2 separate regions of the Homo sapiens genome follow, and region 2 is linked to region 1. The links are chromatin loops, found by intact Hi-C in ENCODE. Cell type or tissue: dorsolateral prefrontal cortex. All regions are shown on one strand.

Region 1 (2,500 bases):
ACATTTGTGCACATTCTGCACCTGGCCCTGTGCTATGGGGCAAGGAAATAGGATGAGGCAAATAAGAGATCATCATCCTTCATAGAGTGGAGTGTCAACAAAGTGGCTTCTTCCTCAAGAGGGAGTCCTAGGGCTGGGCACAGTGGCTCATGCCTGTAATCCCAGCACATTGGGAGGCCGAGGTGGACAGATTACTTGAGGTCAGCATTTCAAGACCAGCATGGCCAACACAGTGAACCTTATCTCTATTAAAAATATAAAAATTAGCCGGGCATGCTGGCAGGTGCCTATAATTCCAGCTACTCGGGAGGCTGAGCAGGAGAATTGTTTGAACCTGGGAGACGGAGGTTGCAGTGAGCCAAGATCATGCCACTGAACTCCAGCCTGGGTGATAGAGTGAGACTCCGTCTCTCTCTCTCTCGTCTCTCTGTCTCTCTCACACACACACACACACACACACACACACACACACACACACACACGGGGGAGTCCTTACACATTCTGGAAAGTTCTAGATAAATTCCTCCATGGTAGAGTTTTACATAGCAGCAGAATGTCCATGTTGCGATGTCTTCCAGGTAGCTGGGGAGGTGGCCTACCATGGGGACTGGTGGGGGAAGGTAAGGCAAGAGACAAGAGCTGTCAGCACAATGGGGCTGGTGACGTTCGTCAGACACTGGGAAAAAGCGCACCAGGCGAGGCTGCTGTTTATGGCACATGTATAATTGGACGAGTATAACCAGGAATATTTAGAAGGTAGTGAAGGAGACAGAGAAGCAATGGCCAGAGAGGTAGATGGGAAACCAGCCTAGTGCCGGGTGCCCAGAGTCAGGGAAGGAGGCAGTCTTGAGAAAGAGACGGTCTGCAGGGTCAGATAGAGCAGAGAGCTCAGGAAGAGGAAGGTCTGGCAAAGGCCACTGACTGGGTCTTCAGATGTCCCCAGAGTCAGACTTTAAGATACTGAGGGACGGTGGGGCAGGGATGTGGGGACAGTGAGCACAGGTCCTGAGGTGCTGCTGCCCAGAGTTTGGTGTAAAAAACAAGGCAAGAGGCTGAGTGGCAGCTAGAGGGCGCCGCAGAGTCAAGCAAAGGACTTCTGCTGTTTTCTAGGTGGTCGGAGGGAGAGGGAGAGGGAGAGGGAGAGAGAAGTGGACTGGGAGGGGCTGCAGCAGGGGGTAGAAGGTCTGATGTTGGGGCGGGGCAGTTCTCTCTCTTCGAGCCATGTGGGGCAGGGGGAGCTTAGGCTTATCCCCCTACCTCTTTCTTCCTCCAGGCTGGAAGGCTACCCCCCTTCACGCCCCCTGCCCCACCTGCAGCATCGCCCCTCCTGCCTGCTGCCAAATCTCATCATTCCCACATCTTGTCCCCTTGTTATCTCACTGGCAGCATCTTGAACCACAGCAGAGCTGGGTCTGGGCGAAAAGCAGTTTAGTGAGTGGCCGATGGTGCGTGCGGGAACACAGGCTGATGACTTTCAATTGCTTTGTCTGCTCCGCTGGGCTAACAGCCCCTGAGTCCTGCCTCTGCTCTTCTGCACTCAGAGTTAAAGGAAAGCCTAAGGCTCCCCACTCGGCCTGGGAACTGCCCTTTCTGAAGGTCCAGTATCACCTGCTATAGGAAGCCCACCCGCATCTCTCGCCTGGAGGCTCTGCCACCTCTGGCTCCTCTGAGCCCTTGAGTGCTGGGCTCAGAACTCACGAGGCAGCTGCCCTGTGCAGTGCGCTTCTTTAATTCTCATGCCTGGAGACCCAGCGTGGCCTTGAGGATAAGGGCTGGGGTCTCATGCTGCAATCTCTGGCAGTCCCCAGAACAGCGCTCATTATATATTTGTTGGATGGCCTGAAGTTTCTCTTCCTCCCTCTGCAGCAATTCCAAAGGGTCAACCAGTATGTAAGAGGCAGCGGCATACTTGGGGCCTAGTCCTGTGTTGGGGCCGCAGGGGAGAGAAGAGAAGAAAAAAGCCATGGCTTATGAGGAGCTCGGGATCTTAGGAGCTGGGCCTAAGCAGCCATCTCTTTAAATGGCAGTGTCTGAATGGAGGCAGGAGGCTGGATGAGATTGACCTGTGCGATCCTGATCTCCACTGTGGCCTCTGACTTGGTCACCTGGCCCTGCCCAGGTCCAGCGTCAGGGACCTTACCCAGGGAAGGGAGCAGAACTGGGATCTGCTTCCATTCCTTCCAATGGTCTCTCTTCTAGTCATGGTCTGTGCCTGGAGTCTATTACGTCAACACCCTGGTGAAGACCGCATACTGAGCATGAACTCGCAGGATGTGAAAAAGACCTAGGTTCCAACAACAGCTCCATCACTTACCAGTTGTGAGACCTCCTGCAAACCACTCATTCCTTTGGGCCAAATTTCCCATCTGTAAAGTGTGGATAACAACTCCTACCTCACCAGGCTGTGTGAGCATCAGGAGTGATCATGTACGTAAGGCACTTATTGTGGTGCCTGACATGTAGCAGGTGGACACTTTGGTTTCTTCTTTCCTGCCATGCC
Region 2 (2,500 bases), 160 kb before region 1:
TTTCCTCCCCACCCACTTTTCCCGGTCTCCGACAATGACCCAGGTGTCCAAAAGGATCTGCTCCTGACAATAAGCAACATCCTCTCGCCAAAGAATTGTAATTTTAGCCGGGCTGCACAGCTTCCCTGACAACACACAGGCATGTGCACAGATGTGGAGTCCGCGGGGCACGTGCAGGCCCCTCTGCGTGCTGTGCGCTGCCCCTCTCCCCCATGCCATGCCTTCGAGTGTCCTCCTAACGACAGGCTGCTGTGGGCCTTGTCCCAGCTGGAGTCTCAGACACAGTAAATGGGGTGTTTTCTGGCCTTCCCTCCCTCCCCAGGACAAACCCCTGTGGACCCTTGGTTTGTCCTGTCCCTCTGGCTTGTCCTGGACCCTCTCCTGTCTGGCCCTCTTGCTTGAAAACTGAACATCCTCCCCTGCTCCCCAAACTTGAATCCTAAGACAGCTTTTTTCTAAAAGGGGAACAACTCCTTTGGGACCTGTGGGATGGGTGGCCAGTGTGTGAGGGGTGGGGAGGTGTGGGGGATTGAGCAATGCCCCCTCTCCCGTACTCCCTGAACTCTGCTTTCTCTCTGATGCACCCACCCGCCGTGCATCTCAAGGAAGTTGCCTCCAGGGGAGAACATCCCTTCCCTACTGCTGCGGGTGCTATGGGTACAATCCTGGGGTCATTAACCCCATTGCTTAGACCCTGAGGGCTCCCAGCCTGGTGCCCTGCCCCACCTTGTTCACAGGGACACTCAGGCCAACAACCACGCTAGCCCCACTTGTCCACACCTCTGTCCACTTGAGGGCCCCCAACCCCACCCAGCTCAGCTTTGCGCATCTTGCTTTGGCTGCCAGCTCTACTCTGCCTGCCCTGCCATACCCTCCTCTGGCCTGCAGCCCCGTGTCTGCTGAGCCAGCCCTTTGGCCAGCCCCCAAGGTATGTGTGCTGGTGGTAAATACTACCGTAGCTGAAGCTGGAGCTGAATTCAGCTCCCAGCCCTGGGGTGGCTCTGGGGTAGGAGGTGATGTCAGGCAAAGGGAGAAAGGGGCAGAAGCTGGGAGAGGTGCTGGTGGGACCTGCCACATGGCCTGCTGGGGAAGGGGGCAGCACAGGGCCCCCTTGGGGCAGGTTTTGTTTCTTCCTGGGAGTACGTGGGAGAGCCCTTTCCCTAGGTCCTCCTCACTTCTGTTTCCCGGCAGAGCCATAGTTTTGCAGCTACACCCACCCCACTCAGGTGTGAAGGGGAAGTCCAGGCCAGCACGGACAAAACCAGGGGCACAGCCAAGCTTCCTGGGGCTCCTTTTCCACTGAGCCTGCTGCAGGGGTAAGGGCAGTGGGTTAGCAGAGGAGAGTTGGCTAGTCCCTGCACTGCCAGGCTTTCCCTGGGGACCCTGGGTGGATCATCTCCTCTCTTGAGTCTGTGGGTCAGATTTGTAGCATAATGGGTTTGGGCAGTAGAGTCCCATGCCAGCTAGCCCAAGAAGCCACACTCATTCATCACAAACTCAAATGTCCACAGGACCAAGAAACCACGGTGAGAGAGTGAAGCAGGCCAGGTGGAATTATTAGGGAGTAGTACGGACGGACTCTGGCGAACTGGAGTGCCGGTGCCCCCCAAAAGCTGCTACTGAGCCCCAGCTGACAGTTGCCCTGTGGGAAAGCTGGTTTAGCATTATCTTCTGATTTTCTAAGGAGAGCTGGAAGTCAGAATTTTCATGTCAAATTCCTGGTTTTTAAATGTTGCCATCTCAAGAAAATTAAAAAGATTTTGAGGATCCAATGAAATATGTGTGAAGGCTGGATGTGGCCTGTGGGCTCCCAGTTTCTGGCCTTTTTTTTCATCAGTATAGTGTCTATGTGTCTGAGTTTAATTCTAGCTCTAGCACTTGCTTGCTGTGTGATCATCAGTGAGTTACGTAAGTTCTCTGTGCCTTAGTTTCTTCATCAGTGCAATGGGAATAAAAACAATACCTTATGGCATTGTTAGATATGCCCATGAAACCCTTAGCGTAGTGCACAACACATGCTGTGTCTTCTTATTACGGTTCTGCCTAGATCCTGCGTTACCTGAAGTCCCCCATGCTCCAGGCTTTGAGATCATACCCTCTGGAACTTTGGAACTTCAGTCCAACCACTTTCCCTTTCTGGGTCTCTGTGTTTCTGCCTGAAAAGGAGACCTGTATCTTGCCAAAGAAGTTCTGAAATCTCTGCTCACCCTGACAATGACTCCAAAAATCTGGGGCTCCCAGACTTGGCTCTCTGCCTAAAACTCCACTCTTGCAGACATGCCGTTTGGGGCTTTGGTGCCTTTGGAGACTCTCCTTTAAACACAAGCGCCCCAGGATCGGATCACAAGTTGTTATCAGTCATTCACACCTTAGCAGGAAAGACTTTAAAGCTGGCTTCTCCATCCCACTGTGCTTCTCACTCCTAGGAGGCACTTCTTGACTTGCTGAATGAATTAGAGACCTGTCTAGCTCCCAAGTACCAAGCGCCGACTACTCGCAT

What was found. A loop is a pair of places that touch in the nucleus more often than their neighbours do. Peaks named below come from ENCODE experiments on the same cell type or tissue, not always from the same donor. Only the 100,000 strongest peaks of a DNase experiment are listed, where the experiment ranks them.
Region 2: a loop joins it to region 1, with 2.0 times the contacts of the local background. A loop is called at or near these places in 4 of 110 quality-filtered maps.

Annotation. Positions count from the first base shown.
Region 1 is chr10:71,607,934-71,610,433 of GRCh38, reverse strand. All of the region lies in intron 9 of CDH23 (cadherin related 23), which reads right to left. Among named protein-coding and RNA genes, the nearest start is that of CDH23-AS1, 97 kb to the right of the region's middle. In dorsolateral prefrontal cortex, CTCF peaks have their summits at 104, 850 and 1,053; a DNase peak (open chromatin) is centred at 1,063.
Region 2 is chr10:71,763,737-71,766,236 of GRCh38, reverse strand. The region is part of intron 38 of CDH23 (cadherin related 23); the gene reads right to left. All of the region lies in intron 1 of VSIR (V-set immunoregulatory receptor), which reads left to right. Among named protein-coding and RNA genes, the nearest start is that of VSIR, 8.5 kb to the left of the region's middle. In dorsolateral prefrontal cortex, no CTCF peak of the experiment used is centred here; no DNase peak of the experiment used is centred here; H3K27ac peaks cover 2,500 bases.